Linked DNA regions of Homo sapiens: regions 1, 2 and 3 are each linked to region 4. A link is a loop called in an ENCODE intact Hi-C map of the cell type or tissue named here. Cell type or tissue: B cell. All regions are shown on one strand. Links, peaks and the distances in the headings refer to the core of each region. The heading gives the core; the rest is flanking DNA. Region 1 overlaps DYRK1A (dual specificity tyrosine phosphorylation regulated kinase 1A). Region 2 overlaps VPS26C (VPS26 endosomal protein sorting factor C). Region 3 overlaps DSCR9 (Down syndrome critical region 9). Region 4 overlaps KCNJ6-AS1 (KCNJ6 antisense RNA 1).

The links. Hi-C counts contacts between places; a loop is a spot of excess contacts. Peaks named below come from ENCODE experiments on the same cell type or tissue, not always from the same donor. Only the 100,000 strongest peaks of a DNase experiment are listed, where the experiment ranks them.
Region 1: it touches region 4 in a loop (2.0-fold over the local background); 8 of 110 quality-filtered maps call a loop at or near these places.
Region 2: a loop joins it to region 4, with 12 times the contacts of the local background. A loop is called at or near these places in 49 of 110 quality-filtered maps.
Region 3: a loop joins it to region 4, with 17 times the contacts of the local background. A loop is called at or near these places in 20 of 110 quality-filtered maps.

Annotation. Positions count from the first base shown.
Region 1 is chr21:37,512,864-37,517,380 of GRCh38, reverse strand. It overlaps DYRK1A (dual specificity tyrosine phosphorylation regulated kinase 1A), which reads right to left. Exons shown (of 12, transcript NM_001347721.2): 12 at 1-4,517. Among named protein-coding and RNA genes, the nearest start is that of KCNJ6-AS1, 3.5 kb to the left of the region's middle. In B cell, for the core only: no CTCF peak of the experiment used is centred there; no DNase peak of the experiment used is centred there; H3K27ac peaks cover 487 bases.
Region 2 is chr21:37,256,539-37,260,538 of GRCh38, reverse strand. All of the region lies in intron 1 of VPS26C (VPS26 endosomal protein sorting factor C), which reads left to right. Among named protein-coding and RNA genes, the nearest start is that of VPS26C, 8.8 kb to the left of the region's middle. RefSeq lists enhancers at 1,880-2,472, 2,461-2,740, 2,473-3,065, 3,151-3,250. In B cell, for the core only: no CTCF peak of the experiment used is centred there; DNase peaks (open chromatin) are centred at 2,128 and 2,958; H3K4me3 peaks cover 1,848 bases; H3K27ac peaks cover 2,216 bases.
Region 3 is chr21:37,218,651-37,223,167 of GRCh38, reverse strand. It overlaps DSCR9 (Down syndrome critical region 9), which reads right to left. Exons shown (of 3, transcript NR_026719.2): 3 at 1,432-2,930. Among named protein-coding and RNA genes, the nearest start is that of DSCR9, 12 kb to the right of the region's middle. RefSeq lists an enhancer at 2,129-2,278. In B cell, for the core only: CTCF peaks have their summits at 1,875 and 2,182; DNase peaks (open chromatin) are centred at 1,827 and 2,837; H3K4me3 peaks cover 1,985 bases; H3K27ac peaks cover 1,346 bases.
Region 4 is chr21:37,561,503-37,566,019 of GRCh38, reverse strand. All of the region lies in intron 1 of KCNJ6-AS1 (KCNJ6 antisense RNA 1), which reads right to left. It overlaps LOC105372798 (a long non-coding RNA gene), which reads right to left. Exons shown (of 2, transcript XR_005647073.2): 1 at 1,139-4,517. Among named protein-coding and RNA genes, the nearest start is that of KCNJ6-AS1, 45 kb to the right of the region's middle. RefSeq lists an enhancer at 1,879-2,173 and a silencer at 2,213-2,312. In B cell, for the core only: a CTCF peak has its summit at 2,355 (motif pointing right); a DNase peak (open chromatin) is centred at 2,059; H3K4me3 peaks cover 1,897 bases; H3K27ac peaks cover 1,475 bases.

The DNA of each region.
Region 1 (4,517 bases), core at 249-4,248, 49 kb after region 4:
ACTTATACCTACACGGCCTTTCTCTAGCTATGAGAACTCGGCCAACCACACCCATGCCAGCATCGCCCGGCCTCCCATGCGAACAGAGCTGGGCTCCACTTGTCTTGTCCACTTGTTTCCTCTGTCCTGCATCATGAACTTTTGCCACCACTTTGCCTGACCCAAACTTAATGCACTTTATTAATAGTCAACATGACTCAGGCTCTAGTACTGTGCTCCTTCAGGACCCAGCTGGGACTGAACCAGGCTACCTGGTAAAAGCGAAGGGAAGCCGGTTTAAGACTTGTCTCTGCCTCCTCTATGCTTTGAAGAAGGATTCACAGGTTTTGCTGGGGATGACAGGAAATTCAACTGAAATGGAAATTTACCCACATTAATTCCACACCTGATAACAGGGACATACCCTAAAGATGGGAAATTATGGGGAAAAATTTTCAGGTACAGCAGCTGCATACTGGAAGAGAGACCTGTAGCATTCTAGTTGTGTTTCAAATCAGCGTCCAGTTGGAGAAACACTTTGTCTCCTAAGATTTAAAGTAGGAAATTAGAAATAAATACTGACAAATACCTGACAGTCTCAGTGTTAAGGTAGTGTTATTTTTTTTAAAGTTCTGATGCAAGAACACCCACTGAGAGCAGCCAAAATCTGGGACCTTGGCTATGCATAATGCCAAAGAGAGCCAAACACACCAAGCGATGAGCCACTTACCTCAATGAACATGTCTTCCACAAAACAAGCATCCAGTGCCTTCAACACAGGCATACGTCAAAAATTCCTGGTCCAGGGTGAAAGCCCAGTAGGCATCCACAGGCTGGTTCTCAGTGGATTCATTTGGATTAAGGTTAGTCATTAAAAGGGAGGATAACAAATAAGCTATCTTCTTAGGGTTTCTTCTCTTGTTCTTTGTACTACAAATTACTTGGTGATGTATGTTTTCACGCAAGGAAACAGGCCTAGATAAGAAACCAGGGTTATGAAAATCAGAACTTCTCCTCTACTCTCCCTGACACCAAAGGTTTTCCAACGTCTGGTCAACAGACATCCCTAGCAGATTTTTAAGAAATCTGAATGAAGTCTGGGTATACCGAAGTCACGCACGGCTTTTGTCCCCATTACATTTTCAAACTTCCTTCATATATAGCAGTAAGACCAAGTCATGTATTTGGAATGAACCATCTGGTCTATTACATACAGTCTACCACTATAAAAATGGACATAAAAATGAGTCTTGAACTTGTATTCTGTCTATGGGGATACCACCCAGAATGCACCGGATCGCATCTGAACCTGCATTCTGCGACTATCAAAATAAAGGCAGGCCCAAAGGAAACTGAGAAACTGGCCTAGAACTGAGTGCCTGCTATCTCGTCTTCGTGTGTATTTTGATTATGTATCTCCCTATTGGAAGAACAGAAAAGTTCAACACCACAAAAGCTGGGAAGCAGTACAGGGGCAAACTCAATGGTCACTTGTGAGCCTAACATAATTACTGAATCTTTCATGATTTTTTACATGTAGTTTTAAATAAAAATGTCGGTTTTTTTTTTTCAGCCCAATATCCATGTGCCTAGGTAAAATTCTCACACCCTAAGAAGAAAACTAATGGAAGTTTTCCTTTCTTACATGTGGTTAACTTCAACTTTACGCAACCAACCTTAATTTTACAGATTCACGCTTAACTTTTAAATAAGCATCTTGCCTCTCGAAAGCCACCTTAATATATACTGAAGCAGGTGAATTTGTAAAAAGAGAAGACTTTAGGTTAGCAATTGAATCACAGTGGCAAGAATTCTAGAATTCTGATATGGCCCCGTACGAGGAGTTAGGGAAGGAAGAATGAGTATTCGTATTCCTTCCTTCATCCAAGCACGTCAAAGCATATCAGAGAAAACCATCAGACCCTCACATCCAGTCGAAATGCTACCAACTAAAATATGAGCATTTTGAATCACAAAATTATGTAAACATTCAAATAAAAAAATCAATGTGAAAAATCAAAATGATCTGTTAAACCTCCAATTTTTACTTTCAGAGATTGCTGATGCCTATGTCAATGTATCTCAAATAGTTTCCTTTTTACACATTTAACTCAACTTTGATACTATACCTACCAGACCTGGACCAGTTTAATTGCATAGGAAGATTTTTACTATGTTTACATTTTTCTTAAATTAATTTTTAAAAAAGCATAGTAAAGAGTCTGAGGACAAATTATTCAACTGTTTATCATACATAAGACCGCATGACTATAATACAAAGGGGGGTTCTTTTTTCATTTAACGTTACAATATACACAGCAAGTCCGGACTAGATCTTACAATCTGAACACAGGTATTTAACCTTTTCCATGCTGTTTATGTTTACAATGCACAGAAGTCCTGTAACCAAACTGTGTAGTAAAGCACACAAAACTGGACTGTAACATAACACAGTATGCAGAAGCATTGGATTTTATGATTTTCTTTACGTAAATATCGGTTTAAAAACTGCTTTAGTTTTTTGGTGCTTGCTAAGATGTGGCAACCAGCACAGAAAAAAAAAATGACCTGACCCATATGATATCTTAACCTTATATTCCTAAACAGCAGTAACTACTGAATTCCTTTTGATATTGCTATACTCAAGATGATATCCTTTTATTCACTGTAAACCTTTATGAACTACCAAGTTCAAAAAAATCATCCACAGGCTTGACAGTTAATTACAAAATAAATATGGATTTCCTGATAAACAACAAAAAGTTTTTGTAGTTTATAAAAACGAGTATTTCCAAGTTTCCATTCACATTTACATAGTGTTTAGCCTTTCTTTTCTCACTGTTTACATATAAAAACCTGCTTTTGTTCAGAAAAAAAATTGACCTAGTCAGCCACATGGAATTGACCAATAGAATGAAACGCGGTGTTCTGCTGAGTCATCTTAAACAGGTTATCGGCAGAGGTAGATTACTGCTTCTTTTCTAGGCTTCTTTTGATCCTGGACAGGTAAATTACTTATCTTCATTCTCCCAATTCAACCGCTCAAAAGTGTCACACCCCAAAATTGGTCAATTTAAAATGGGAACACAAATTTAGCAACTGCCAGACTGTGTTACATTAAGGCAGCGTAATCTCAACACGAGGCACCTGTTAAATACCAGCCTGTCTGCTCAGGTCACGCATGAGAGTTCTGCTTTGCTTGCACTCATACTCTGGACCTGTTGGTGCAATCAAGGTCTTGCTTTCAAGTTTACAAGTAGGTTAATCAGGAATACAAGAATCAACTGCTGGTTCCATAGCTTCTGGATCCAGTGTCCCTTTACCTTCAGAAGCCTGAACACACTTAGAATGTAACAGATGTTGTAATCTTGAATTAGATGTCAATCTACTATGTTCAGTACACAGATTGCTGTAAATGTATTGGCTATGGATTCAACAACAGTTCCAGTTTTGTTTAAGCAATAGTACAGCCATAATTTTCAACTGACATTTAAAAATGGTCTAGTTACACCTTGTGTCAAAGTGCAGAACTGCTACATTATTGGTTACAGACATCTATGTGCTATAAAAACAGCTTTGGTACAATAAATTATCAAAAAAGAAAATAAATTTTTGTAAAATTCACAGCATAATTGTGAGGCAAAAAAGCAGTCACATAAAATTCTGCATTTTTTAAAAATGTTCAGGATGAACAGAAGACATCTTTGTGCAGAAGAAATGGTGGAGATACCACGTGCCGAGAAAAAGCAAAAGAAAAAGTAAAAAGCAGGAAGGGACACAGCTGTAGCTATTTCCATCAAAGCAAACCACTACTTCTGTGACCTTCAACCAATAAGGAAGTCAACTTTATGACACACGCAAAGTGACCTTGCAATACCTTACAATTAGTGGGTCACAAAAGTCTATTTTAAAAGAAAGGCCTCTTGAATTACCCATTCTCTGTGTTTTCAGCATTAAGGACTGTCTGCAAAAGCATGTCCAAAAGTGATTGCATCTGAAATGGTAGGCTCTTCTAATTTCGAGTCCAAATCCATAAGGCCAAAGGTTATCCCAAAGACCACCACTCAGACCTCCCCAGGACTGGCCACGACCGACCCGTTGATTGCTTCTCAGTGCACCTTGGTTAGGAGACCAGTCACGTTCCATCCTATCTTCCTGTGGCCTCTGCAACGGGAGAGCCACAGGATCCCATGTAATTGCTGCTTTGCTCCTCAGTAGGTTCAGATAGGAGAGTTCTGATCCCCGCCACTCAGCATGCTTACTGTGCCTGACAAACTTCACCACAACCGTCCCTTTCATACAGCTGAAGATGGTGTTTGTGGAAGCTGGAGGTCCCTCTTCCTTACAGTACTGCATTTCCGTGCCCAAGTGTGTTTAGAGGACTTAAAAACCCAAATTTCCCACCCTCCCACCCAAAACAAAACAGAACAAAACAAAAAAAAAGGGGGATGGGGGGGACAAAAAGAAAAAAAAAAAACACCCTCATGGGGCCCTTTATGCAAATTATGTGCAGTGCCTTTTACTTTAAAATTAGTTGG
Region 2 (4,000 bases), core at 1-4,000, 310 kb after region 4:
TTTTTAAGTATTTTATTAAGATAGAGATGAAATCACGCTATGTTGCCCAGGTCGGTCTCAAACTCCTGGCCTCAAGCAATCCTCCTGCCTTGGCCTGACAAAAGTGTTGGGATTACAGGCATGAGCCACCACACCTGGCCTAAAAACTTGACTTCTGTTTCCAAAGACCCATGGGTGATATGAGATAATCAGGAATTGTGTTAAACATTCCCTAATTCCCTACTTCCAGTGAAAGATTAAATTTCCCATGGAAACACCTAACTAATACTGTTTTATAACTAGGTAGACTAGGATAGCCTTTTCCAGCTCACAGAGTGCTTTAATCCTCCATATACTGTTAAGAGGTAGCGTTTTCTCCGTTTTGTGGTTCAGAAGACTGAGGCCCAGAGAATTCAGGGACATGCCAGGGGGACTGATGATAGCAAATATTTGAAGTTGCATCTTTTTATTCCTAAATCCAGGATTCTTTGTGCCTTCTCTGGGTCTTAATTCTCATCTGTAGAATGGAGATGATACCTACTCAAAGGTTGTATTTTAAAAATTAAATGAGATAGTGTTTTAAGACACTTATCCTAGCTTCCAACACCTCGTGGGGGCCGCAGTAATAGGTGGTGGCATTGTCATGTTCTTTTCCACGCTCCGAAGTCTGTTCACCCTTAGAATTGCCCTTTGTATGCCACAATGCTAGTTACGTTAGTACACCCTCCAAATGGCATAATGAGTGCTTGTCAGATGCTTCACAGATTGTCAAATATGTGCCCACTGTCTATGTCTGCTTGGAGGAAGGAGAGTCAGTGACCAAGGAGAACATACGGAGGTGACGGCGATTTTGGCCGTGAGAGCCAAGTGTGATTTTGGTGTTGCTGCAACTCCTTTGCTTAGTGCAGCAGATGTGTTCTTGATCAAAAAGTTGGACTCAAATGCACTGTAAATTACTTTGTGTCTTGGAACGCTGTAGGGGAGCTTATTGGTTAGAAAAATCCTGCAGTAAATCTTTCTGTAGTGTAAATATAATTCATTTGTTTTTATAAATCCAGAATGTTTTACATTCTTAAATTCTGGCACATGTACTCATGAAAATGACATTGTTAAATATTATGGTTGTGAAAAACATAAATAAGAGATTTACTCCCCAGCATAGCCAGGTTACAGTGAGAAGAAATTTATACACTGTGGACTGAGTACTGTTACCTTAAGAACCTCAATACTACCTTAATTGGGCATGCCCGTAATTTCTTATGAAAAAAAAAGGAGAAACCCTATACATAACAGTTCATTATTATGAAGAAAAATTGCAAAGCTAAAATGCTAGTTTTTTTGTTTTTTTTTTTAAGCTTAAATATTCTACTTTAACCTGCTGGATTCTTAGTAAATGAATGATCAGTTGTAACAGTGAATGCTTGTTGTAAGGACTTAGGGTATAAAAATTTAAATCTCTGAGCCAGAAGAGATCTTAAGGTAATTTTGAGAGGTATGAACCTTTTAGGAATACAGTCATCCAAACTTTAAGTAGGTCTCTTCTTCTGCCAATAACCTAATACTCCTGAAAAAGCTTGTCTGTTAAATCATAACCTAAACTCTTATATAATGCATAAGAAGCATTTTCAGAATTATCCGAGATTGTCTGAAAACTGGGATGCGATCAAAAGTGTTCATGTAGTTCTCCACTTGGTGTTTGTTGCTGCAAATCTTGTACCAGCCTGCGCCTGAGCATGGTAAAGCCTGCTTGACCACCGCGGCGTGTTTCGATACTGGACAGGTCTCAGCCTGCTTTGCACACACTTCACCCCCTGCAAGCTGCTTGCTAGATCTCCCTCGGCCACGGTGGTGGGCTTTTCCTCTGCCTCCTCCTAATGCCGAGTCCCCGGTGCAGACTCGCCTCCGTTATGTCATCTAGGAGTCTACTCCGTGTCGCCAGCCATGCCCTCTCTTAGGCCCGAAACCTGCAGCCTACACCTTCTGCCTGTTAACAAAGGAAGAAAAAAGGAGAAAACTTTATTTTCCAGGTAACAATATGTAGACTGAGGACACGTAGCTTCCAGGAAAACGAAAGCACGGAAGCCTGGGGTCCCCACCGCGCGTTCATCAGGTTCGGGGCGCTGGGAATGCCCGGCGCATGCGCAGAGGTAACACGTCACATCGCATGTTCCTTTTGGCGCCAGGTTTTAACACTGAAAAGAGGGGTTGCGGCTGTGTCGAAAGGTGAATGGCAGGGCACGGAGACGCTTTGTGTGCGCAGTCTCTGTGAAACGGCTGCAACCGGCCTGGGAACTGCAGCGCGGATCAGGAAAGGTTGTTTGCAAGGTGCCTCCTGCGCAATCGGTGCTGCTGCCGGACGCCGGGGCGGAGGCGCCCGGGTCAGTGGCACTCACTGAAGTCACTGGGCAACGTTTTCCTAGAACGGGTTTCTGCTGGCTGCAGGCAGATCTCACGGCAGTTAACCTCGTAGTGTGAGCAGTATGGGGTTATGTGAGCAACCCTTCCCCCTGCTGTGGCCGCTTAGTCTCTTCACGAGGGTCTCATCTCCGCCACACACTGGCCAGCTGGGGCCGCGGGTACCATGTGCAGCGCAGCGCAGGCTGGTGGGCGCTGCCGGCTGGTGGGCGCTGCATGGTGCTTCACTGTCCCCTGCCTCGTGGCCCCGCTCCCCGCTTGGTGCCCCACCCGGAGGCAGCAGAGCCCATCGTTCTGTCTGGACTGTTTCCAATCCAGCTAACGCCGACTTTCCTTTCCGCCGGTCCCTTGCTGCCCCTTTGTCCCCGTCCTCCCACGCCTCTGGTACCCTCGCTCCCCACCCCTTTCCCTCCCCTCCAGTCCTTTCTTCCGCCCGTGCTTGGGGCTGACCATGAGCAAGGCAGGGTTGTGAAAAGCTGGAAGGGGAAGCCAGCTTGCCATTTGCTTTCTGCTTTCATTTCAACCACACTGGAGTTTGTGACGCCCTAACACTCCCCATTTCACGCGTTCCTTTTTTCATCAGGTCGTTGTTATACAGACAGGCAGTGCTTTTACTGCATGTGGCTACACCCCCACCCCAACCCAGTTACTTTTCTAGGTTTAAGCTTCCGTTCAGAAAACAAACTGACTTGTTAGCCATCGGCTAGGTGGGCTGACCTGCGTCCCCTCCCCGAGAGCACACAGGCCAGACGCTTCGGAAGAGCGTGGTCCACACGTCACCTGCGAACAGGGACTCGCCCACGAGAAGCCGCTACGGCCTCAGAGGGAACCTTGCCTGTTTGCCTGTCCAGAGCGCAGGGAGAGGTCAGTTGACCTCAGATCCTGATCCTTTTTTACTTTTTCCAGAACATTTTCTAGATCAGTTGTTTACAGACCTCATTTTGGGAAACCGCACTTCCTATTTTTACATATATTTGCTTTTTTTTGTTTGTTTTTTTGTGTTTTGTTTTTTTGAGACAGAGCCTCACTCTGTCACCCAGGCTGGAGTGCAGTGGTACAGTCTCAGCTCACTGCAGCCTCCACCTCCCAGGCTCAAGCGATTCTCCTGCCTCAGCCTCCCGAGTAGCTGGGATTACAGGTGCGTGCTACCACGCTTGGCTAATTTTTTATTTGTAGAGACAGGGTTTCTGCATGTTGCCCAGGCTGGTCTCAAACCCCTGGGCTCAAGCGATCTTCTGGTCTCAGCCTCCCAACCACCATGCCCAACTCCATATTTACATTTTTAAATTATAAAATGGTAAAACTTTATTATCAGGAATAAAAGAAAAAAGTATGTCATACAAACGCAAATATGTAAAGATGTAATTTTTGTAAAGTACTTCTTCTTGTCCTCTAACTTAGCTACACAGAACACTTTATGGACATGTTTACATGGTGAGCAGCCATGAAAAAGACTGCCTGGGCTTTTTACTCTCTGTAATAGAGAGCTTGTGCCGTCACTTGTTGGCAGAAAACAAATCCAGGCTCAGAGAAATAGTGCCTTTCCAAGGTGATAGAAAATAGATTTTACCTTTCATCTGGTAAGTTACAAATGGTTGTTTCCTTA
Region 3 (4,517 bases), core at 207-4,206, 340 kb after region 4:
TTGTCAAATTCTCCAATTAGAGCAAGAGATGAGGAAAGGAAAGGGAGACGAAAGAAAGAGGCTGTGCCTCAGAAATAATAACGCCGCATATCTACAACTATCTGATCTTTGACAAACCTGAGAAAAACAAGCAATGGGGAAAGGATTCCCTATTTAATAAATGGTGCTGGGAAAACTGGCCAACCATATGTAGAAAGCTGAAACTGGATCCCTTCCTTGCACCTTATACAAAAATCAGTTCAAGATGGATTAAAGACTTAAACGTTAGACCTAAAACCATAACCTAGGCATTACCATTCAGGACATAGGCATGGGCAAGGACTTCATGTCTAAAACACCAAAACCAATGGCAACCAAAGGCAAAATTGACAAATGGGATCTAATTAAACTAAAGAGCTTCTGCACAGCAAAAGAAACTACCATCAGAGTGAACAGGCAACCTACAAAATGGGAGAAAATTTTCGCAACCTACTCATCTGACAAAGGGCTAATATCCAGAATCTACAATGAACTCAAACAAATTTACAAGAAAAAAACAACCCCATCAACAAGTGGGTGAAGGATATGAACAGACACTTCTCAAAAGAAGACATTTATGCAGCCAAAAAACACATGAAAAAATGCTCATCATCACTGGCCATCAGAGAAATGCAAATCAAAACCACAATGAGATACCATCTCACACCAGTTAGAATGGCGATCATTCAAAAGTCAGGAAACAACAGGTGCTGGAGAGGATGTGGAGAAATAAGAACACTTTTACACTGTTGGTAGGACTGTACACTAGTTCAACCATTGTGGAAGACAGTGTGGCGATTCCTCAGGGATCTAGAACTAGAAATACCATTTGACCCAGCCATCCCATTACTGGGTATATACCCAAAGGACTATAAATCATGCTGCTATAAAGACACACGCACGTGTATGTTTATTGCGGCATTATTCACAATAGCAAAGACTTGGAACCAACCCAAATGTCCAACAATGACAGATTGGATTAAGAAAATGTGGCACATATACACCATGGAATACTATGCAGCCATAAAAAACGATGAGTTCATGTCCTTTGTAGGGACATGGATGAAATTGGAAATCATCATTCTCAGTAAACTATCGCAAGAACAAAAAACCAAACACCGCATATTCTCACTCATAGGTGGGAACTGAACAATGAGAACACATGGACACAGGAAGGGGAACATCACACTCTGGGGACTGTTGTGGGGTGGGGGGAGGGGGAGGGATAGCATTGGGAGATATACCTAATGCTAGATGACGAGTTAGTGGGTGCAGCGCACCAGCATGGCACATGTATACATATGTAACTAACCTGCACACTGTGCACATGTACCCTAAAACTTAAAGTATAATAATAAAAAAGAAAAATTGCTTCAAATGAACAACAAAAAAAAAGAGGCTGTGAACAATGAATCTAAAACAATATTTTCTTTTGGGAAATGCCCGTTTTGGCAGGAATACATTTTGGCTCCGCTGTGCTGTGAATTCGGAGGAAAAGTAGGGAGGGCCGGAAAGCCCAGGGCTTCATGCAGAGTAGACATCAAGAACCCACCTGCTCTGGAGTCTTGGTGGGCAAGGGGAACGAACCTTCCAGTCCATTTCTACCGTCACCATAATTCCTGTGTCTGAATCTGAATCACCTTCTTCAAAAACTGGGGGCTGAGGTTGCCTCCACATGCTAACGCTGATTCAGGGCGGCAGCAGATGCTGGTGTTCTCAGTTCCTTCCTGCTTCCGCTTCCTGTTCAGGAACAGGGCCGCATTTTCCCATCCTCTTCGGCTGTAGGCGTGGTCACGTGACCAGGAGGGCGGGGCGCGCCTGCCTAGCATACGCTGGAGGACGGCGCCCTCACCCTGGCGGGAGGTGGATCCCCAGCGCGGTGCAGTTACATCGCAGACATGGGCTCGTCTATACGCTGCTGGACGGCCGGGGTCTGGGCTCCACAGCCGGGGGGCACCACCCTGGAGCTGGTGATAGGGGAGGGAATCGCCGCTCGGGCGCCCGGGCCTCGCGCGGAGCCTGCGTGCGCGGGAGTTCACGGGGCAAATCCTGCCCATCCTCCGCGCTCAGGCGTGGCTTCAAAAGCCTCGGGCCGGGTGGTGCAGCCCCAGCATAACCTGGCGCCCCGGTGGCTGCTGGAGTGGTTGGCTCAGAATGGAAGGAAACGGTGGGGTCTGCGTTACTCTGTGGTGATAAAAAAGAGAAGCGGCAGCTTAGCGCCAAGAATAAATGATGACCGCCGGAATCCCTGCCGTTAGGCGCAGGTCTTGGCATGAGAGCTGCAACAGGGCGGCCAGCTGGGCGCCAGGGGGCCTGGGCCGCCTGTCCGGTGCGGGTCCCCGAATATCCTGGGCTCTTCCGGGAAGTGCCGCTGCGGTGAGGCCAGAGCCTCCCGCTACGGAGGATGCGATGTGATGTGCTGTGCGTTGCTCTACTCAACGGAGCGCCATTCCCGTGGTTTCGCCTTGCTGCAGTTTCAGTAGATACCGGCTATTGATTTTGGTCTGAGACTCGCAGCCATGTGAACATTAGTGTTATTCTGGGTCAGGCCGTCTTCTAAGTGCTGTATGTTACCTCGTTATAGCGACCCTGTGAGGAGGGAACTGTTAGTAGCATTAGCAGTCTAGGAAAAGAAATCCATTTTGCCAGGCGCTTGTCCATCCGTCTGCGCACCTCCCCACCGTTCCATCCCAGGCGAGCAGTCTGTAACGTGGTGCAGTTTTGCCTGCGCTGCAGCCCATTCTTTCACCTCGCTTCATTTGGGTTTTACTTTGCCGTGTCATTGACAAGTTTTTCTATGCATTTGTTCCCATGTATGCATCACAGGTTATTAGCTGCGTCACCACGTGTTGAGACGCGCGAAGGGCTCTGTTACCTCTTCATGGTTTGAATTGTTACGTCACCCTGGCGTTCTTGAACAAAGAATTGGACAAAACACACAAAGCAAGGAAAGAAGGAAGCAACAAAAGCAGAGATTTGTTGAAAATGAAAGTACACCCACAAGGTGGGAGCAGCCCATGAGGCTGAAGGGCCCGGTGACACAATTTTCTGGGATTTAAATACCCTGTAGAGGTTTCCCATTGGTTACTTGGTGTACACCTTGTGTAAATGAAGTAGTGGACCATAATCAGTCTGATTGGTTGCAGGAGAGGACCAACCAGAGGCTGAAGCGAAGTTATAAAGCTATACCCTATGCAAACATCTGATTAGTTGCAGAAAGCAACCAATCAGAGGCTGAAGTTACAAAGTTATACTCCCATGCAAATGAAGTCTTGACCTGTGAACAGCCTCATTGGCTGTGGGAGGGGACCAATCAAAGGTACTTAGAGTTTATCTGCCACGTGGAAAAAGGGGGGTTGCAGAGGGAGTAGCCTCTGGTCCTTTTGTTACTTGGATGTGGAAAGTTGGGGTTTTCCTTTTGATTTAGTTCTAGGAAGTCAGCGTGAATTGGGCTTAGGTTTACTGCCTCCAGACCCTATTCTCCTGCCTCAGAATGGTCTCAGTTTTGATCAGCTGAGTCAAATGAAAATGAAGTCCTGAGACTAACGCAATCATTTGCAGCTGGATCCAGTTTAGGAAGGAGGCGAGTGATTAAAGGACCAGAAAGTCCGATCTAATTATATTCTAGGACTGATTTCTTCTATGTAGAGTAAAAATACTAGGGTATGTTCCAGACCCATTCAAAGGACTGAAATGTCCTTTAGTGAATGACCTCACAATACCTTCTGAGGGGTGTTTATTATTCCCATCTCACAGGTGAGCAGGCTGAGGCACAGAGAAACTGACCTGCCTAAGCCACGTAGCTCTGTTGATTCTTGGCCTGATATTCCCCCAACTTACTACAACCAACACAGAATTACAGTAGACCGCCATTGCCCTGCCATGGGTAAGACCTCATTGATGGGGACACGATCAGTTCTTCGTGAACCATTACTGTTGAAGCCACCATTCATCATTTCCAGCTGGTTTTCAAAAAGGTAGAATAAAGTTTTATGCGAAGAAATCAGTTTTCATTGTGAGAGCTACCCAAGCTAACTCATTTTGGGACTCCGAATAAGAGTAGATATTAAAAACACAAAGCAGAACAACTGCCCGGGAAAATGCTCTATGAAGGTAAGGTCTTCTTTCGAATATAAACAGTTCTGCAACCTAAAGGCTGTCAAAACTAGCCACTTTGGTAGGGAGAAAAAAAAATCATACATGTGAGTCTAAGAGGTGGAGGTGAGAATAAGCCTCCTGGGTCAGCATCTTCTCCACTATGGCCACTGAAAATTATTCATATTTGAGACTATCTTAAGTGGCTACAGTGGTCAGAGAATATGACATTACTAAGAAACAGAAGGGCACCTAATTTGTAGAATCAAAGCGGATCCAGCTATACTCACACAAAATGCAGTCAAATTATTAGAGTGTATCACTCAAAAGATGCAGAAAGGCAGACTGAGGAATTAAAACTCAGCAAGGATCTCCTGTGCTTTACTGTGCTTTTCTATGAATGT
Region 4 (4,517 bases), core at 263-4,262:
AATCAGACGTTTGCATAGTGTGTAACCTTTGTAACTTCACTTTGTAGTTACAGTAGATTGCAAGCCACTACTTCATTTGCATGGGTGTACAGCAAGTGGCCAATGGGAAACCTCTAGAGGGCATTTAAACCCCAGAAAATTCTGAAACCAGGCTCTTAGTCCCTATGCTCGGGTCTGATCCCATCTTGTGGAGTGTACTTTCGTTTTCAATAAATCTCTGCTTTTGTTGCTTCGTTCTTTCCTTGCTGTGTTTGTGGGTTTTGCCCAGTTCTTTGTACAAGACGCCAAGAACCTGGACACCCTCCACCAGTAACACTGTCTCTATTTGAAAAAAAAAAAGTGAAACTCTGTGTCTACTAAAATACAAAAATTAGCCAGGCATGGTGGCGGGCGCCCATAATCCTAGCTACTCGGGAGGCTGAGGCACGAGGATCGCTTGAACCCGGGAGGCAGAGGTTGCAGTGGGCCGAGATCGAGCCACACTGCACTCCAGCCTGGGCGACAGAGCAAGACTTTGTCAAAAAAAAAAAAAAAAAGAAAAAAAAAAGGAAGGAAGAAAGGAAAGAAAGAAAGTCTCCTGGTCCAAATTTCTAGATTGTGTGATTTTCAAGTTAACAAGAGACAACCTGGTCTTCAAAGCCTGACTGCCTGCAAGAATATTGGGATGGGGGGAGGACGCTGCAGACACGGACGGTCACATGGCCGCTGATACTGACTCACTCAGGGCAGACAGATATGGCAGGGAAAAGCAAATATTCATCCTGGGAAATGCTGAGCTTCAGGTGCCCAGAGGACAACCAGGTGATACCAAGCAGTGGCTGGGGATGTAAAAGTAAGGCACGAGAAGGAAGAACACCACGCCTGGGTTTGGAGGTGCACTGGAATAAGCCTGTTCTGTAGCATCTTCGCGCCTAAATACTTTCCCTCTCCTCCACGTTCATCTAGTCTCCTTTGCCTAAAAAACCATTTCAAATGGAGCCATTAGGAGCCAGCTCCTGGACTCCCGCAAGCAAAGTAAATAGCTTTGGCACCCAGCATGACTGTGCTAATTGAGGTCGAGTGGAAAGGCTGGGCTGGGAAAAAGTCTGAACTCCTGGGTCAGAATGACCTGGATTCAAATTTCAACCCTGCCACCTACCAGCTGTGCTTCCCCGAGTCATTCACAACCTCCTGAGCCTCAGAATCCTCTTGAGTGAAACAGAGATAAAACTCGTCTCATAGGGTAATGAATTTCACAAACCAGTTCCTAACTGGAGGCACTCGGTGGTGGCAGCTGCGGCGTTTGCACTGTAATTGTTGATGGGCTCCCTTTCTCTCTCTCCCCCTCCTAGACTCAGCCCCACTGAGCAGCCCCGGCTTCCACAGGCCCCCATGAGTCACACTGGTGCCTGGCGCTGCAGAGCTGGAGGAGGCTGTGGGGAAGGGAGCTCAAGCTGGCCACCCCAGCAGGGCTCATGGAAATCCTGGGCATGACTCAGCTGTGACGATCTGAATTCATATTTGTGATTTGTCAGACACACAGGAACGACGACAGCATCAGCCTGCCACCTTCTGCCAGGAAGAAGATAACCAATGCTAGCAACTGTGAGTCACCACAGAGGTTTCGCTGCAGATCCACCTGGGGGGTGCACGGGGGTGAGGGGCTGTCCTAAGGTCCAGTAGACGTTCCCCGGGGGGACAGGAGTGAAAAGCAAGTTGGGAATGGGCTTGGATGTCGTGGAGAGGGGACATGGCCTCTGCAAGGATCTTCCCAGAAGGGTGCCCTCAAGGCACCACGACGTCACGGGCAGTAAGGACGTGCACCCTCGGAGCAAGCCTGTTTTCCTCCGGAGCAACTTCGGAGCTTTAGGGCATTCGCTGGAGGGCCTCATGAGGGACGGCTGCCCTGCAAGTTGCTGGGGACCAAAGGACGCAGGGCGCGAAGCTCAGCAAGCAAAGGTGACCAGCCCTACCGAGAGCCGGTAGCAAATACCCGAAAAGCTACTCTGGGCCCACGCCTGCGCGCTCGGAAGACGCCATGGCAACCGCAGCAGCACCGCCCCCCGAAGCCCGGGGCTGGCGCTTAGGGCGTGGCCAGGGAGCTCCCAGTCAATCGACGCCGCGGACGCACAGTCACGTGGTCGCTGCGGACGCGGACGGGGACGGTCACGTGGCCGACAAGCGGGCTGCGTTCTTTCGCCTTGGGCCCCTCGGAAGCGTCCGCAGCCCCCTGGAACCCTAGCGGTGGGGTCTTCCAGCTGGAGCGGCCTACGCCGGCGGCTCGCGGCCCCCGCCGCCGACAGCCTGCAAGCGTCCCGCTTGGTCCCGCCGCAGCCCCGAGATGGCGCTGCGTTCAGAGGCATGCGTGGGGGCTTCCGAGCCTGCGATTTCCTGGCTTTTGAGCATCTTTGTCTCCACTCTCCACGTCGTCCTCTCAGGAAAACTTGAGGCCCGAGAGAACGTTCCAGCAGGAAATCTGCGGAAATCGGATGGGAGCAGTGCATGCCAGGAACTCGCCAGCTGCTCCCAGATACATGTCTGCTTCCTGCAACTACCCTGCGGGGCGGGCTACCTGGTCCCTGCCTTAGAGATGAGGAAACAGGCTCAGATGGCATTGAAAACCTTCCCCGAGACTGCACAAAGCCAGGCTTTTCCCACCAGGACACCCTACTCGCTGCTTCTGAGTGACCATCCTCGTGCCACACTTCAGGTGTGAGGGGAAGGGCTCAGCTAAGCTCAGTGCACTGGGCCCTGTCCCGGAGGAGCCAGCTGCCGAACCCAACCTCGTGTCTTCAGGACAAGACAGCGTGTCACCAGTGCCAGCCAGAGTCCCCGGCCTTGGCACTGCGCTGGGCTCAGAGGAAGGAGGAGACCTACCAGGGACTTCAGCTGTAATGAGGCTACTCTGGCTGCGATGGGGCCACTTAAGCACAGAGCCGGCCAGGCGTGAAAAATGGTCTCCCTCACATACACTTAACCGAGCCAGCTAAGGAGATACCAAAACTGTCCCAACTTTTTTCATGTCAAATGAATGAGGTTTGTTTCAGTCCCAACAGCAAAATAGAAATGCTGTCTTAGTAGAATCAAACTAATAGCCACTAATGGTAAATCCAGCCCTTTCTACCATTTAAACTCTCCCTGGAAATGCCTGAAATTCCATTTTAGCAGTTCTCGGATTCGGAATCATCTTCTTTGTATTCATTGATAGATGAAATGCACATAACCTCTAAATTTCCAGTGGGAGAGGAGGTCAGACAAAGCACTGGGCCCTAGGGAGAGGGAAGTGGAGATGCAAAAAAGGGAAGAAGGGCCCCCCTCCTTTTGGAGAGACTCTAAGAGGGGCCACTGGATCCACTCGGTGCATGTCACTGAGGAAGCTCTAAACCCTGGTTTGTCCAGTTCAGCACTCCCCAAGCCTTAGAAGGTTGTTTGTCAGCCCCTTGTGGGGTTCTGTTCCAAAGACTGCATGAACCCACTGAATGCCTAGAGCCACATGTGGCCATATTCACAGGGATATGAGCAAGGAACTCCAACATGTTCTTCTGGCCACGCTTCCCTCTGAGCAGCCGTGTCATCAAGAGAGTAAGAGTTCAAAACTAGGCTCTACTCTCCCAGGATTCACCAGAACCACTTCTGTTTCCCTTTCCAGGAAGCAAAGCAAAACCACACTCAGAAAATAACGAGAAAGAGCCATAAGTCAAAGGAAAACAAGTCAATAAATCCACTATCTATGGCTCCAAGGAGTAGAGGAAGCACCCAAAGTGATATTATTGTGAAACATTATTATTAATATGGGAAAGCCGCTTCTATGTGGACCTGCTCCTGACTCGTATCTCTTCATCTACACAGACTCTTGCTGATTTCAAAGGAAAGCCCCAGGGTGGGAGCGTGGATACTGCAGGAGGGTGCTGGTCTTAATCATCTGAGAATGAGATCTTACCTTCCTGCCTTACCCTTCTAGAAAAAAGGGCAGATTCAGAAATCAAGAGCCCCTCCGTTAAGTTTTGAGAAATGTTATCATGAAAATGAAGCATATCGGCCAAAGGAAATTAAATCCATCTTGGCTCCCCACTACCAGTACTGCCAAATGCTTGTTCAGGGAGTAACAGTACATAGATATCTGATTAGAATCAATCTGATGTGATCCAGGGAAGGCGGAGTAAATCACTCCCTACAGTAAGTGACCTTGTTGATCCCCTACTAAAGACGTGGAAGAAAGAGCCGGCAGGCGTCTGAGGAATTGTGGCCATCATTTCCAGCTACATGGAGGGCCTATACACCAGAACTCCCGGAGGGCCTTTTACATTTTGGTGTGGGCCATTGTTCCCTTTCCCTCTTGCCCTCAGCCCCAGGGGTATGACACATTGTAGGGCTCACTGTCCATGAGTCTGAACATCAGCACCAACAGCGGGAGCAGCAGGGGAGAGAGGGCCTTCATGCAAGGAGAGCACGCCACCACCTCATGCCCCAGCTTCTACACCTGTTACCCACTGTTCCATCTTTAGGAGGCTGACTCCACCTGGTATTTCTACCAGATC